Linked DNA regions of Mus musculus: region 2 is linked to region 1. The links are chromatin loops, found by intact Hi-C in ENCODE. Cell type or tissue: gastrocnemius. All regions are shown on one strand. Links, peaks and the distances in the headings refer to the core of each region. The heading gives the core; the rest is flanking DNA. Region 1 overlaps Jak1 (Janus kinase 1). Region 2 overlaps Ak4 (adenylate kinase 4).

The links. A loop is a pair of places that touch in the nucleus more often than their neighbours do. Peaks named below come from ENCODE experiments on the same cell type or tissue, not always from the same donor. Only the 100,000 strongest peaks of a DNase experiment are listed, where the experiment ranks them.
Region 2: it touches region 1 in a loop (4-fold over the local background); 8 of 42 quality-filtered maps call a loop at or near these places.

Annotation. Positions count from the first base shown.
Region 1 is chr4:101,164,813-101,172,812 of GRCm38, forward strand. Jak1 (Janus kinase 1) reads right to left here. Exons shown (of 25, transcript NM_146145.2): 11 at 6,423-6,609; 12 at 1,731-1,837. Among named protein-coding and RNA genes, the nearest start is that of Gm24468, 18 kb to the right of the region's middle. In gastrocnemius, for the core only: a CTCF peak has its summit at 3,541; a DNase peak (open chromatin) is centred at 3,552; H3K27ac peaks cover 383 bases.
Region 2 is chr4:101,454,156-101,463,653 of GRCm38, forward strand. Ak4 (adenylate kinase 4) reads left to right here. Exons shown (of 5, transcript NM_009647.5): 3 at 6,345-6,517; 4 at 8,794-8,912; 5 at 9,398-9,498. Among named protein-coding and RNA genes, the nearest start is that of Ak4, 39 kb to the left of the region's middle. In gastrocnemius, for the core only: a CTCF peak has its summit at 4,368 (motif pointing left); DNase peaks (open chromatin) are centred at 2,211 and 4,411.

The DNA of each region.
Region 1 (8,000 bases), core at 1-8,000:
GCTTGTTCTCCATCTCAATAGTCCCCTGTAGCCCAGCTGCAGTCTATCACAAACCTGTGAACAGTATCTAACAGCCAGCTCTCCAGAGAGACTTATGGGAGTACTCTGCCAGATGGCATCTCTACTCTCAGGCTGGAGGAAAAGTAAAGGAGCCTTCATCCTCTCGCTCTGATGCTTCCTGGCCTTCAACTAAGATGCATTCCTTCATGGTGCTTGATCTTAGCCTAGTCTCTGTAAATGGAGTCCTAATGACACCTGCGTCGCAATGTAGTGAATCGAGTAAGGAGCTTAGGTATAAAGGCTTCTGCTATAGACACACAGTGTGCAGGAACTTGACTGCTCAGCCTGTGTGTTCCGTTTCAGAGCCTTTCAGTACATGCTCCACTCCCCCACTCCCTGCCCCACCACTTGGCAGCACCCATCACCAGGACATGCACAAGCCACTTGAAAAGCATCAATCATGTCTGCATCAGCCCAAGCTGAGGGCTGCGCTGGGTTTTTCCTCACGTGAAGGAAGGTGACGGTACCACCAGACGGATAAGCCCATGCACAGAACGATCTGTTTCTAAGGACCCTTCCGGAACTGAGTTTCAATATTTCTCATTTTTAATTTCTAATATTTGAAAATCAAAATGTGATTCATAAAACATAATAATATTGAGCTGCTAACATTAGCCCCACAAAGCTTGTAGACAGGAGCTCTTATGGAAGCTCTTGCAAACATAGAAAATGGATTGTGGTCGATATCTAGGAAGCCTGTTCCCTACAGAAAGAGACACCACTGTTAATCGGGTATATTAATTTACACAAATACCACCACTTGTTATCTGTCACAGCAGAGTGGCCATTTATCCTCCCTATCTGCTGTACTCTGGCAAAGTCCTGCAACTATTCATTAGAGCTGCATCTGTCATGAGGTGATCCATCAGCATTATGGGAAGCTGCATTCCCAGAACGTTCCATAAAAGGCATATGCTTTTAAGACAATTACTCTCCTCTAGAAGAAGACTTAATTCCAAGGGCTAGGTAACAGAACCCACAAAGACCAATGTCCACGTCAGCATCCATCAACACAGTTCTCTCTGTCCGAGCAGAGCCTTGGTGACTCATCTTCTGGGCCTCTGCTTTAGTGTCCTTCCCTAGGAAATGAGTTCTGCCCTTCCAAGACTAGATTTTACATAACCACACATGCTACTGAGGGTGGCAACTACCCGCAGATGTGTAAGCGCCTCTGTGGGTCTGGCTTAGTCTGAATATTCTGGGTAGCAAAGGCTATCCCAGGAAGGCTGGGGCAATGCTCTGAGCTCCCCAAGGGTCCCCTTTCTGAAGCCAGCTCTTGTTCTGCCCTGCCCTGTAGTCTTTGTTCTTCTCTCTATTCCTTTCAGAAGTCCCTTCTGAAAAAGCAGGACTGAGCACTATTACACAGCACTCTGTGGGGTGGAGACTCCATTGAGACCAACCTCTACTGACATGTTAGTGATCCCATTCCTCTACCCCAGGTAGTCCACACCTCCTCATCCAAGTCCATCAAGGATTAGTCTCTCAGGGGAAGGCCAACAGCAAGACTGGGTAAAATGAAAGGTGGGCTTGCGTGGCCTTACCTCGTTGTTCTCTTTCCACTAGAATATCCCCAAAGCAGACTTTACCCACACACACACTTAAATCTCTAGGGGGCTCCCCTATGGGGTGTCAGGACCAAAGTTGGACAAAGACCCTTAGTGGGGACTTACTTGTATAATATCTTTCTTAAGGATCCGATCAAAGCTCAGCTGGCTCATGGAGTAGACAGGCTGCCACTCCTGGGCTTTCTTAGTGGCTACGAGCAGATTGGAGATTTCTGTGAAAAGATCAGAGAATTTTAAGCAGCATTCTGCACTGGCATGGCTAGCATTGTGTGCTGAGCCATGGGGCTTACCCAACACAAGGGTTTGCTAGTTACATCATGAACAAGTCTGTATCGGGTAAATGCTTAATTCATACCCTCCAGGAGCTCACAGGCTAATGACAGAGTCAACAGGAGTCAGAGAGCACATGGAGAGCTATGATTTAGCCAGGGTTCACACAGCAGGATCTGAGGTGAGGGAAGGCTCCTTTGGGAAATGGTCAGGTATGATGGCACATGCCTATAATCTCAGCACCTGAGAGCAAACAGTGAGTTGGAGAATAGCTTAGGCTGTCTCCAAAAGAATAATAAAACAAATGACAAAAGTCAGTCTCAAGAAGCCGGGGACCATGTCTGTTTCATGTTCTGCTCTATGCCTACAGCCTAGAACATAACGAATGCTCGACAAGTTACCAGGCTCGTGCATGCTAGGCAAGCACTCTATTTCCCAGTTCCCAACAAGACTTTGTTAAATGTAGGAAGCACCAGGGGTGAACTGAATGAGGAACACAGATGCCTTGAGGCTAGGGAACTCTGTGAAAAAGGAAAGTACAAGCTATATGCAGATGAAAGGGAAAAGCAACTTAGAATAGGATCCTAGAAATCTTGCTAATGAAGCTAGAACCTCACATGTGGCTTAGGAGTAGGCCATTTCCCAAACTTTACTAAGATAAACAGCAAACACAATGCATGACCAGGTCTGCCAGGCCTGGGTTACATAGGATCTAAGGAATTTATCCTTTGTAAGCTGCCTTCCAAATTCAGACATAGTACAGAATCCTCTGGGAATCAGGTAGACCTGACATAGTCCCTGAACACACCGTGTACTTCCTTTAGCTGGACCAGTACCACTGGGGAAGTGACAACTCACAGATGATCTCCCTGTTCCACTTTCTTGCACGGGATGACAATGAGTTCTCACATGGGAGTTCTAATTCTTGGATTCTGATAAGAAAGTTCCCAAAACTCTGTAGAAATTCCAAGGCACAGTTCACAGAACCCACACACAGACTAGTGTAAATAAACTGCTAAGCAATAGGTTACAACACTGGTTACATGAGTACAATAAGGGCCCCTCAAATCTTCTTTTGTTCTGTTTTCATTCATATGGTCTTTTTTTTGTTTACATTCATATGTTCTGTTTTCTCTATGCTGGGTACAGTTCTATAAGAAACTGTTAACTCCTCTGCCTAAGCTCAAGAGACAGGAATTGTCAACATCCTTATCTGTACTCTAGATCAGAACAAAGGCTCAAAGAGACTCAGCAACCTAACCACAGAGCTTGCTAAGCCAGAGAGGAAGGCTTCACAGAGCATCCAGGCACAGCTCTAGTCTGACTTTCCTGGGGTACAAATCTAAGTACCAGAAACTGGCTTCAGTCATCTGGGTGCTCCTTTTTTCTGAGCCCATTCCTTGCACGGTTCTCTTTTGATGCTAGCCTGGGAAAATACAATTTAAATAAAAAGGCTCTGTACAGCCATCTTGAGGAGGGAAAGGAGTCAAATACAATGAGGCTATTTGACTGGTGGCACGAGGGCAGACAGAGGCTGGTGGCCGACCATCTGGGAATCAGAGAGTAGGATGAGTCTAGAGTGGCTCAGGCTTGGTTATCTGTGTGGGGACCTGCACTACACTTGACCTGTGAGAGAGGGAGCCATTTCACCATCATAAGGATGTTTCGTTCAAGAAAGCTGTGCCCTCCTCAGGTTGCTAAGTGAAACAGATGAGACCATGCCCAGAAGAGCTTTCTTTAGTATGCAGTAAAGGCTTCACTACTGGCAGCCACTGTCGTCATGATCAACCACCACCTTAGTCTTCCACCAGAGCGTTCCAGCCTTGTGCATCAGAATGCAGACATCTTCTACAAGGAGCAACTAAGTGGAAATCAGCATCACACCTGCCCATCCTGAGGAGGCCCCAGGGAATAGGTACTGACACATGTTCAGTGGTGTGTGGGCCTGAGTGCTGGGCCTGACCAAGGGCTTACTTATCTATCATATGCTTCTGTCTGGCTTCCTGGCTTTTCCCTGCCTTTTCTCTATTCCACAAAGCGATGTATACTGCAGTGTAAAACCTAGATCAGAGTATCTGGCTCTGGGAACCCTAGTTACAAGTGCAGAGAAATTGAGCAACCTGTAACGACACTCTTTGTGTTACACATTCCTGATTTTAGCTCTTCTCTAATTTGCAGGTTCTGAGAACTAATACGAGGACGATCCACACTGGGCTCCTCAGCTTTCTCTCCCTCCCCTCAGATGAGATACCCTGTGTCCCAGAGATAGCTGACCACAGTACCTATTCCTATGCAAAGCATATGAAGATGGAATGGGGAGGACATATCAGTGTATTCAGGTCAGACAGGGTGTTCAAATCTCCAATCTTTGTTCACTTGGAGTCTTGGCCAAGCATCCTGAATTCTTCTGATAATTAAATGGTCTACAACATGGAAGGCCTTCAAACAGGCAGACCAAACACTCACTAAGATGTCAGTAGCCATTGTTATTATTCACTGTCACTACTATACTACTGCTGATGCCATCAGCTGTGAAGCCTTGAGCAATTCACTGAATATCCCTGAAACCAACTTCCTATGTGGAAAAAAAAAAAACAATAAACAATAAGATAGTCACTACACTACTTTGAAAGTAGTAGGTACTGCTACAGTGGAAGCTGCTCAAATATTATCACCCAATGGGACAGTCCTGCACAAGATCTGGTGTGCATTCTAGGCTTCCCATGAATCACAGAGCAGTGAGTGAAAACTCAGACCTTCAGAGTTCTAAAGCAAGTGAGAAAAGTAGACAGAAGGCACTCTCAGTGCTCCGTTTCAGAAGAGCCTCGGGAAAAGCCACCCAAGTATTCAACGCTGTTCCCCCACTCTTCCCTCCAAAGCTACTGGCTTCCAGTCTCTGCTGTTAGAGGTGGTAGCTACATCAGAGGTCTGTATCAGCAACCTTCAAGTAAAGCACATCCTAGCCCCTGGCCTTCTCAATTCCGTGGATGCTGTCTTCTCCCGGGGACCATGATCCCTAGGGAAGTTAGATCTTCTTTTAACACCAGAAGGGAGGTCATGTAAAAAATAAGACCATTGGGCTTTAAAGCCCTAAGGAGCTCTGAGGTTTCATGGCCAAGAGGCAGGTGTGTTTTCGCCCTTTGTGGCACACTGGCTAGCATGAAAACAAAGGCTGCAGTTACTCTGAGGCTGGCAGGTAACCCTATCTGATCAACAAGAACACAACCTTCCTCTTTCACCAAATTCAGGAACTTGCCTTTTGCTGAGACTAAAATATAATTCACACATTGTAAACTCAAAGCCCTGGGCTAGAAGTGTAGCTCAGCAGAAACACTTGGGTAAACACTTGACTTATGTGCATGAGGCCCTGGATTTAATCACTAGTACTTCTAGAAAACCCAAGCCCTTTCTACCTGTTCCTTACTCAAAGGTAATCCCTTAAAGAACAATATAGTCTCAAAGGGCCTGCTCCAAGGCTAGTGTCAAGAGCTTGTGTGCTGCCTTCTCTTCAAGGTCTTAAGACTTCCAAGGACAGATCCAGCAAAGGCAAGACAGCATGTTGGGGTGCAGAAACAAAAACTCCAATATATGAGGATCCAGTATCTGGGGTGAGACCTGACCCCAAGTTACCGTACTTTCCATGAGACTAATTTCATTCTGTGAGAGGAGGCCTCTGGCCAGGTAACCCCCAAAGCATCCTTTCACACTCACATTCTGAGGCAAGGAGTCTACCTCATGGACATTAGCCATGCTTCTTTCAGAGCTTAACCAAAACCAGGTGAGTCCCTGGGCCCTTGCCTGGGTTTTAGTTCCTGCTCCTTCTATAGCCCTCTGACTGCAGGAGAAGGCTGCAGTCCCTTGGTATGGCAGCCAATCTGTTCTCCTCAGTTCCATTTCTCCTGTCCTTCTCTACTTCACAGTGGTCCTCTTGAAGCTCCCTACAGCTCCTGCCCTGGCCTACCACACTGGTCCTGCATCAGCTCTACTGGGCAGGCCTTTGCCAAACTGGCACCTCCCTCTCATAACCCAACACTACGCTCAACATCTGCTCAGGACTCAGAGATTTGGACTGTTTCTCTCTCTTTTCACCCTAGGGTATGTTATCTATCACCCATCAACTACTGAGGTGGTCTCAGTGATCTACACACCCTCAGTGACCAGGGCCTGGGACTTCCCACTGTTATAACACAGTTCCTTAGCCCTCAGATGTGCCAGAAACATACATAAACCAAACTGAGTTGTCAAGCCACTTTACTCAAAGAACAAAGAAATCTGTGCTTATTAATCCTGAGCAGACTCTTCTGCAGTCTCACTGGGGCACTGAGGAGAGGTGTATGTTATACAGACAACACTGGCACTAGAGATGAGATGTGACATGGGGACAGACCTGAGACAGAGCTTAGAGAAAAACACCTAGGACTACAGTTTCTTGAACTCAGATAGCATCCTTTGGCCCACATGGGTAAAGCATCACAACTGGCAAAGGACAACCCAGAGGAACACAGCTTGGCTCTAACAGAGACAAACCTCGAGGCTTAGGCTGACAGCATCGTTTCAGCACAAAGCTTATGTTGTCCGTGCGCAGGATCTGCTTCTTGAGGTGGTTCATGAGGTCTCGCAGGCTGGGAAAGTGGTCCATAGAGCCATGCAGGCTGTAGCGGCCCTTCTGTACCTCAATCTGAAAGTTCTTGAACTGCTTCTGGCCACCCAATACCTGCCATCCACAAAAACAACCATGTTTACAATGGGATCAGGCAATGTAATATTAGGGGTCACTGAGCAAGAAGGTGTAGAAACTGTATGTCTAAAAATATCCCCCAATAAACTTCATCAACAAGCCAACCAAGCAGTAAGTCAATAATGAAATAGTACCCGGAAAGTAAAAAGGGGCCAGCACGTCACATATGGAGAGCTTACAGCTACAGAAAGGTCATCTGCGTTTTGACCTGTGAGATGAAGGTCGTGAAAAAATGTCACAGGATTGTTGCAAAAGTCATAGGACTTTTGTTTAAAGAAAAAAACCAAAACCTTCACACATTTTAGAATGATCAATTATTGAAAACTGAACCCTAAATGGGTATCTATATCACCTCCTCTTGTAGAACAAGGTAGAAGAAGGGCAAAAAGAATGTGCGAAGGAGGAAGGGGTGGAGTGTTAGAGAGCCTTTTCCTGGCACACCACGGCTCCTGCACTCTTGAACTCTCAGTGATTGTGATATCAGGATAAGACTGGGCCGGTTAACATTTTATCATGGAGGGGAGGAAGGGATTAGGAGGCTTCCATCCCTCCTGATGAGGTTAATACAGTTAATAGCTGCTGGGGGAGGAAGAGACATTGTCTTTAGTGGTATAGCTGCTAGGATGGATCTTGTGTTCCTATGAGCAATCCTAATTAAAATCATTTGGTCATCAAAAAAAAAAAAAAAAAAAAAAAGACATGACAACGGAAGAAGGACTTTCTGAGAAGAGACTGGCAGGAGTTAGAGTGGGCAAGGATCATGGGGGTTGAATAAGGATCATATTACATATATATATATATATATATATATATATACACACACACATACATACATATACCCACACATGAATGAAAATATAATAAACCCATTATTATGTATAATTAATATATGATATTTTTATAAGAAAAAAACCATTAGTACTTTATAAAGATTAACCAGTGTATGTATGAAATAAGAACTGTGAAGGTTAAATTCACTCGGAACTCTTTCAGAGTGAGCCCTCACACACTATGAACCAGCCCAAGGAGAAGCACACACACTGGGAGCTGGGAGCTGGGAGCTGGGAGCTGGCTGTCCATCCAGGCCATAATTCCAGCACCACAAAAACCTGTCCGAGAAGCTTTCTTCCATGGCTCTTCTTATACAAAGAAAAAAAATATAAAGAGTGAGAGCCAGAAAGATGTCTTTATAGTAAAAACTGGGACATGACATTTAAGACATCCGTGTCCACAAGGTTAATGCATCCTACAAACCCAGACAATGGAACAGCACCACCTCTATCATATGGCCTCTGTAAGTTCTCTTTAGCTGCATGTACAATCAACAATCCTCTTTGTGACTGTCCTTTCCCCAGGCAACCTGACTG
Region 2 (9,498 bases), core at 776-8,775, 290 kb after region 1:
TGCCAGTTTGGGACCAAGTGTTCAAACACTTGAATCTTTGGGGAACCTTTCTCATGCAAATCATGGTGACCAGATAATGCTATTGGGCTTGGTTGCCCACCCTCATGGTTATTTTTATAGCCAGGTAGCCATGATACTATCCCCAGATGGGTAAATCTTTCAGTTTGGTTATTAAAATCAATCACATTTTTGGGGGGTGTGTATGTTATTTTTTTCAAGAGAGGGTTTCTCTGGGCAGCCCTGGCTGGCCTGGAACTGAGTCTGTAGACCAGGCTGGCCTCAAACTTAGATCTGCTTGCCCCTGCTTTCTGAGTGCTGATACTAAAGGTATGATCAAGCCAAGACCTGTTTGATTCTACCTTTTAAGTTTTTAAATTTATTTCTTAAATTTATGTATATGTTTAAGTGTCTGCCACCTATGAGCATGTACCCGAGGAAGTCAGTGATGTGCCATCTAACGTGGGCACTAGGAACTGAACTCTGATCCTAGGAAGAACAAGTGCTCTCAACTGTGGAACCGTCTCTTTGGTCCCCAAGATTCTACTTTCTAACAAGGTCATTAAATATCTTGATATTCTTGAGAAATCATCTTATTTCCATTTAAGTAGTGTGCTAAGGGAAAGCCCAGAGCTTCACATGGTGTCTAGTTCCATTGAAACCGGCTAATGGTTTTCTAAATAGCAGTAATTGGTGAGTTACAGCCAATGGGGACATAAAATCACATTTTGATACCTGGCTTGGATCCACCTAACCCCCTTGAGATAGGCCCTCCTGTATCCTAGGATGGCTTCCAATTCCCTAGACAGTAGAGACTGGCTAATCCTGCTTCTACCTCTTGAGCGCTGGGATTACAGACATCTCCATCCCAGTCAGTCCACGTGATGCGGGGGAAGTGCTCATCCGCACGCTCTATCCCGGGCACTCGTCTAGTTGCCTAGGCCAGCCTCCACTGCCCTGCCTTCCCAGCCTTCCCAGTAGCTGATACGGGTCTGTGTGCTTAACATTTAAAAATCAGGCTTGTTCTAGACATTCAGAAGGTCTCTGCATTTCCTGTGTCCTGTCATGCACTTCCTAACAAGGCTACTAGTAGACATGGCCAAATCCTAGGCATATGTTACTGTTATTAATATCAATATCACTTGTGCTGTGGCATTCTTTTCTCTTGGAGTTTTTTGAGACAGCCTCATGTAGCCCAGACTGGCTTTTGATTCCCTAATGTAGCCAAGGATGGCTTTAAACTCCTGATCTTGTACCTCCTGGGGTTCTAGGACGAGCATCATGTCTGGTTCATTCTTATGTCAGAATTACATGACACCGTGTTTGTTGCATACTTGATTTCTCAGTGCCCTTGCTCCCTTCTCTCCAGTAGGCAGACACTGTGTTCATAGCTGGATTGTCAGGGTTTACCATAGTACTCCACATGGCTTCTGAATAAACATTGTCCATTTCAGAAAGACCTCACCTTTAACCAGTGGCTGAGCCCTCACAGGGTGCTTGTCCAGCTATTTTCCTTAGTGCAGACCTGAATGGACCTGTGGTGAAATCCTTTGGGTCCCTTTGTGTTGAGATACAGTGGTCCCAGTTTCCCCCCAATTTGTCTATGCACAGAGAACAAAGAGAATTCTTACATACGGCTTCGCAGGTGGTAGCTCCTGCTTCCACACAAGGGGCCTCTTCCCTCACAGGGGAGGAGGTACAGTATGGGAATGCTGTGCCTTAAGAAGCAGTGGGGCCAGATAGATGATGGCTCAGTTCTTGAGAACTGAGGATCCCACACTCTCAAGACAGCTCCCAACCATCTATGACACCAGGGTATCCTAGACCTCGTACAGCCTCTGCAGGCATTAGCCATGTGTGCGATGCACATAAGTGCACACCAGCAAGACATATACAGAATATCTCACGCAAATAAGTAGAAGACCAAGGAGTAGATTGGAAGAGCCCTTCCTGGAAGACCTCAGGAGAGCTCGGTGTAGACGTTCTCCCAAGAGTTTCCCTTTATTCGCTAAGGTCACTTTGAAGAGTCAGACTTAGACTTTTGGTATTTTGAAACAGGGTCTCATAACCAGGCCGGCTTCACGACATAGAACCCTGAGCCTCCTGCGTCTGTGTGCTTGTTATCAGCACAAACCTAGACATTCCTGAGAGGAGGGGATCTCAACTGAGTGATGGCCAGTGGGGGTGTCTGTGTGGGCATCCTCTTGGTTGTTGATCGATGTGGGGGAGGGCCCGGCCCGCTGTGGGCGGTCCCATTCTTGGGCAAGTAGTCCTGGGAAGTGTAAGAAAGACAGCTGAGTGTGGGCCTGGGAGCAAGCCAGTAAGCAGCACTCCATGGTTCTTGCCTGTGTATCTGCTTGAGATCTTGTCTGACTTCTCTCAGGAATGGACTCTTACGGGAACATGTCAGCCAAATAACGCTTTCCACCCTAAGTTGTTAAAGTTACTTTTGCACTAAGTTGCTTTAAAAAGTGAACCAGGACCCTCCTATGTGCTGGGAACAGGTTTGTGCTACCCTGTCTAGCTCACAATTTTTGAATTTTGAAAGCCTGGATCATGTCTGTCAGTTCATCATCACTAACTCATAAGCTCTTACGGGCGGGGCCCCTTGTTACACATCTCTCGTATTTCATTTACATCATGTTCTAGAGCAGTGGGTCTCAACCTTCCTAATGCTGTGACACTTTAACACAATTCCTCGTGCTGTGGTGACCCCAGCCATAAAATTATTTTGTTGATACTTTCTTCCTGTTATTTTGCTACTGTTATGAATCGTACTATAAATATCTGCTATGCAGCTGCCGAAGGGGTTGTGACCCAAGGGTTGAGAACCACTGTCTAGAGAACCCAGGACACTGCAGTGAGTGTCCAAGGGGTGAGGAGCTCTAGAGCACCTGGTACAGAAGGGGACATAGAGGCCACAGCTCTTACCAAGATGCCACTTACTCTCTTCATTGTCTTAGTGAAGGTGGAATGAGATGGATTCAGAGGTTAGAACCATGTACGGGGAAACAAGGAACAGTCGCATACGGGCAGAGAGCAGGGCCTATGAGATGCATGCTCGTTACAATTCCTTTTCCTTTGCTACTAAGGACTCTGGGCTGGTACACACTCCCTCACTGGGGATGCCTGGGTGAATGCCACCTGCCTCCAGCCATAGCTACTCCCTGTGGCTCATGACCAGGAGCCGCATCTTATCTTTTAACTGGACACCCACAGTCGGAATGGTCAGAAGTGACCATAGGCAGGAAGTGGCTTCTCACAAGGTGCCAACTGGGGCAGACATGTGAGGCTGTTGCCTTACAGAGCTGCAAGGTTACATTCACTTAGCTAAGCAGAGGGCCTGTTCTTCGTGAGCGTGGGGCAGCTGACTCTGACTCTGCACCTCCCGGTGAATGCTCTCCAAATTAGAAAGCCAGATGCACCCTGCTTCCATTGCCCTGCTCCGAGCACAGCTTTGCTGAGGCCTCCCCTCGAGTCGCTCTCCTCAGACTCGTGTGGTGGTTCAGAGGACCAGATGAAGCCACTTCTCACTGTACATCAGAAATCCTTGAGGATCTGCGGCAGACCTGCTGATGCTGCGGTTAGTGGCGCAGTGTGGTGGATTCAGAAAGGTTTCGGCTTTCCACCTCGAGGCTGAATGAACTAGGCGACAGCATGCTTTCTAGATTGGATTAATGGCCATGTGGTGATGGGTGTGGAAGGATAAGGTAGACAATTCCTGTAAGGCTGGAATTATCAGGAGAAAGGAGCTTCAGTTGGCCAAATGCCTCCATGAGATCCAGCTGTAAGGCATTTTCTCAATTAGTGATCAAGGGTAGAAGGGCCCCTTGTGGGTGGTGCCATCCCTGGGCAGGTAGTCTTGGGTTCTATAAGAAAGCAGGCTGAGCAAGCCAGGGGAAGCAAGCCAGTAAGTCCCATCCCTCCATGGCCTCTGCATCAGCTCCTGCTTCCTGACCTGCTTGAGTTCTAGTCCTGACTTCCTTCAGTGATGCACAGTGGTATGGAAGTGTAAGCTGAATAAACCCTTTCCTCCCCAACTTGCTTCTTGGTCATGATGTTTGTGCAGGAATAGAAACCCTGACTAAGACTGGTGGGTATTGAGTTTGGTCTTCACTCTGCTGGGATATTTAACCATACAGTAGGTAACTAGCATACTGCCACCCTGTTCTTCAGGATACTCATTTACCAATAATTCTCTCTCCCTCTCCCTGATACTATCTCTGAAACTGGCCTTTATTCTGTAGTCACACTAGCCTAAAATTCACAGCAGTCCTCCTGTCTCAGCTCCTCCCAAATGTTGATTACAGGGTCAACTTCCAGTTGTAAAAATCTCTTATTAGTGGAGAAGTTGTAAATGCTGCCACCTGTTGACCAAATGTGCATGTGCATCCAACCCACTTTCAGCATCCCTACCCAGGCGGCATCTCCCTGTGTTCTGGGCACTTACCCAGGTCTCAGGGGCTGTCAGCAACCTAGTTTAGTGGGATAAGTACCACTCTGGGTTGGCAGTCTGTCTTGGGTCACCGTTGTGATGAGTAGTAGCCTCTACAGTCAGATTCATATTTTCTGTCTCTCTCTCTCCATCTTTCTCCTTCCTGCTGTCTCCCCCTCCCTTATGTGTATGCACATGCGCACATGCAAGGGCTGAGGTTGGAATCCAGAGTCTTCTATCCCCCCTCTTGCTGAGCCTCTCTCCATGTCCCCAGAAATGACTCCTTTGACTTAGACGTGGGTTTGTTTATTCAAAGATTTTCATAGATCATGTTTTAACCTGGAATTTATATGAGGAATTCTTTTCATGAGCAGATATCCTAACGGTTCAATCATTGTTCCAAGAACTTGAATCCCACTCAATTTCAAGGATAAACCTCTAAAAGGGAACTTGGATCAACAGATAATGGAGACTAGCTGTATAGGTCAGAAAAGCAAAATGCCTACGTTTCTTTAACATCTCCCTTCAGTCTGTATGATAGCTCATTCATATAGATGTTCTTGATTGATAGGCCTTTATACAGTACTCCTGCCAGTGTGTTCATTTCAAAAATATGTGTGCCAGCAGTGGCTAAAGGGCCGGCTCACCATACTTTCCCTGGCAGTGTGCTTGGCAGCCTACAGTGCTAGAATTACATCGGAATGACTTGTGCTCAACCCAGCCTGAGGAGTACACCACCCACCACTCTTGGGATCCAGGCCTTAAGACTTCAGCTGGGCCTAAAGCTGAGGCTAAGAAGCATATTTTTTAAAATCTTGAAAGTCGTTAAACGGCACTGCCAACTTTTCAAAGCCTCATGATCAAAGTGGCAGCCTGTTCTTCAGGACCTACGAAAACAGCTCAGATATCTTCAGAGGCTCAGACTATGTTCAGGGCTTTAGGATGCTGCACCTACCCTGACAACACTGTTCAAGGCCTGTCGCTTCTAACCATGGTTTCTATAATGAGTGGGTGTGAGCTTGGCAAGCCAAGGCTCCCTGTCCCACTTCAGCTTCTGTGACTGAGTCTCCTCCTTATACCTTATTATTGAAGAAGAAAGTGGCAGTGCATATGAGCTCAGATCTATATCTTGTCATTTTTCCACATTTAGAAAACTGGACAGACCTGTAAATTTTGCAGCAACCAGATAGTTTCTGAAGGACTAGCTACTTTTGAAATCAGGCTTAACTTGTAGCCCTGACTGGCCTGGAACTTGCTATATAGACCAGGCTAACAAACAAACCTCCTCCTTCCAGTGCTGGGATTAATGGTGTATGATACAACATTCACTCAGGCTTAAATCTTTTAGGCTAACCTTCCTTTTTCTTTTCTTCCCTTTCTTTTTCTTTTTGAGACAGGGTCTCACTTATTTCCCAAGATGGCCTGGAATTCACAACTCTCCTGATGTAGCCTCCCAAATAATGGAAGCATGAGTGTTTGCTCCTGACATATTTCAAGTGTACCATATGGATTTCTTAGGTTACATGTTACATAAAGTGTAGGTAAAGGTGTCTATTGATTCAGGATTTCAAGGCCTATATTTACTTGTGGTAACTGGAGAATAAATAACAGGCTATAAGAGCTATAGGGACCCAGAAAGGAGTCTGTACTCTCTCTTGAGCAGAAGAGAAAATAGGGACAATACAGCTTGCCCAACAACACAAGGGGAGTGGTTAACAGGCTGGGTTAGTGGTTTTTCAGTTCAGTGCAGTCTGTTTTGATCATGTGACTCCTTAGACCAAGCATAGAAGCTGGGCTATAAAAGAGTATACAGAGGTAGTTACAGAGTCCCTATTAAATCCTTTTGGACTATATAGATTTCATTATTCCCAGACTTACAGTTGATTTTTCTGTTTGTTTGTTTGGCCCTTAGGATTCCCGAGGACATTAGTACAGGCAGAAGCCCTGGACGGAATCTGTGATGTGGACCTAGTAATCAGTTTGAATATTCCTTTTGAGACACTTAAAGATCGTCTGAGCCGACGGTGGATTCACCCTTCTAGCGGGAGGGTCTATAACCTGGACTTCAACCCACCTCAAGTGCAGGTAAGATACACCATGCTGGATAGAGGACAGGAGTATGAGGTGTCTGGAGGTGGGGGGCATAAAAAAGCATTGGCCAAACAGCATAGGAAAAGAGTTTACATTCAGTAGCCACCATAGTGGAGAAAGCTAGGACTAGAAAGCTTAACAAGACAGGGCATTGCTGGTGACCTGGGAAAAGTGTCGCTCTCCTTGTTATTTCATTAAACTGTAGGTGATCATTGATTGATTGATTGATTGATTGAGACAGACCTCTATCTGATTAGTCCTCAGACTCAGAATGCTGGGAAGACCCCTTTTAAAGCCAAATGACAGTGTACAGTTTAAAAAGGACTAAAGTTTACATTTCTGTTCGGCAACTGTTGTGAAGATGGCCCGAGCAAGTGAAAAAAGTGTGTGGTTTCAGGGATTAGAGTGACCAAAACAAATAAAAACTAGTGTTCAGCTATAAGACTTTGTAAGACCTGGGCAATAGCTGCAGGATCTTCGATTACAGAGTTGGGAGAAAGGACAAACATGGTGTTGTCTCTGCTCTTCAGTACTGGGGTTCAGAATCCCTGGGCCTTGTGTACATTCCTCAAGAATCCTACCATTGAAGTGGACCTCCACCCCACTCCCTGCTGTAGGTGCCCAACTCAGACTCACAGTGCTCTAGCTTTGGTCTCCCAAATGCCTGGGATTATGGGTGTGCGCCCCGTGCCTGCTCAGACTACTTCTGACCAGCGTCTTGTTAGGTTCTCCCTCTGGCTGTCTGATGACTGACTGAACTAATGCAGGAGCCCAGTTGGTGGCTCTTGGACTGGAGTAGGTGACGTGGTACCTTGAGTATAGGTGAAGCAGTAAATGATTGCAGGGACCTAAGCTGGTGTCACCCCTGCTGGTTGCTGTTGTGCCAATAATGCCCTTAATGATGTCAGTTCATGTGTGATGTGTCCCTTTTTTTTTTTTTTCTTTCTTTCTCTTAATTGATCTGTTAGTTCATTCAATCTTTCATTCGTTCTTGGTTTCACTGTGTTGGCTAGACTGGTCCTAGCCTTCTGAGTGGCTGGGTGAGCAGGAGCGTGCCGCTCAAGTGTAACCCAAGGTACAGTGATAGGAAAACCAATAGGGAGAGAAGAAAGGAGTTTGAAAATCCAGTCAGGAAAGCAGAAACCTATCTCACAGAAGCTGATCGATTCTTACAATACCCAAAAAGCTCTTCTTACTGGCATGCTACATTCCAAAGGCTGGCTCCCCCTGAAAGAACATATAATTACCATTACATGTGGAAGTGAATAGCCTGTTCTACCAGCCATTGGTGTCTTCCCAGGACAGAGTGAAGCTGCTGCCCTAGAGCCACTCTACTTCTGGAAACGGTGCTGTGTTTGCTGATACTCCAAAGTGAGTGCTAAGCACTGTGGCTCTCAGGTCAGGCACTGCCTCTCCTCTCCTTTCACACCAACACAGCGCCTGTGATAATGGTGTTTATTATTATGAAATATCAGTGTGAATCCCAAAGCCCCCAGCTGCAGCAGGATTTCAGTGAGACCCCAGAGTTCTTCCCTAGGCTGTCTTTGCCAGATTCATGTCTGCAGCTTTCCCCAGAGAGGACAGCTGTGGGGTAGGGAGCAGAGTTCCGATGCTGCTGCTGTGCTTGGCAGGCAGCCATGCTTCCTAGAGGATTGAAAGTATGGGAAAGGAGATCTGTTTATATAGCCTGACTTGTCTGGAACTATATAGATCAGGTTGGCCTTGAACTCACAGACAGAAACACCTGCTTCTGCCTCTGCTGACATTAGAATGCTTGTCTCTGATGGTCCTAGATATTAGTATCATGGCTATTTTGACCTTAGGACATGTCATTAATTTCAGAGACTGAACTAGAGTTTTGTTGTTGTCCTTACATTACAGTTATTTGTTTGTACATATGAATGTGCACACGTGTGGGTGCCACCACGCAGGTATGGAGGACTCCGGTCAATTTGCAGGGCTCAATTCCCAGCACATAGCAGCTCACAACTTTCTCCAGCTCCAGAGGTTCTGACTCCATTATACAGGCACACATGCAAGCAAAACACCAATGCACATAAAATAAATAAATCTTAAATATCATTTGTGGGATGTATTTATAAGTATGTGAATAGTTAAGATTTAATGCCTTTTCAGGACATGGGGTCACAAGAAGCCCAAGGCCCATTGCATATGTGGTTGGAGTTCACTTTGATCACATGGGAACCAGAAAGACCTTGGCAATGCCCAGTAACGGTTGACCACGTTAATTGGCTTTTCTGGTAATTTAGGGGATTGATGACATCACTGGTGAGCCACTTGTCCAACAGGAAGATGATAAACCTGAAGCAGTTGCTGCCAGGCTAAGACGGTACAAGGATGCGGCAAAACCAGTCATCGAACTGTACAAGTGAGTATGTGTGTGTCTCAGTATATTCATAAGAAAGAGCTTGGTGATGGGAAGAGCACTGGACCAAGGCTAAGTGTAAAGGCTCGTTCCTCCCAGAAGGTAGACGAAGTGGTGGAGAGGTATATAGGAGGTAAAGTCTGTTGTGCTTATTCCGGAACTAGTAGAACATGAGGACCTAAGTCTAGTTATCTATCTGTAAAATTGTCCAGACTTCTCTCCTTTGGTGGGTGGGGTTGGCAGTTGATAATTGAGGTTCCATGAATGTTATCCAGGTGTCCCATCACAGCTCCAGACCCTTGTTTTCCTATTTAATCGGCTCAGATATTTTGATATTCATTTGTATAAATAAGTGATTCAGATAGACTAGGCTTGGCTGGAAAATTATAAATAGCCTAGGAGATGGTACCCGCTTTTGACCTTGGATCTTTGCCTATCCTGATGCGATGTTAAGCAACCTAAATGTGTTTATTTGGCTTGTCTTTTAGGAGCCGTGGAGTGCTCCACCAGTTTTCTGGGACGGAGACTAACAGAATCTGGCCTTATGTTTACACACTTTTCTCCAACAAGATCACACCTATTCAATCCA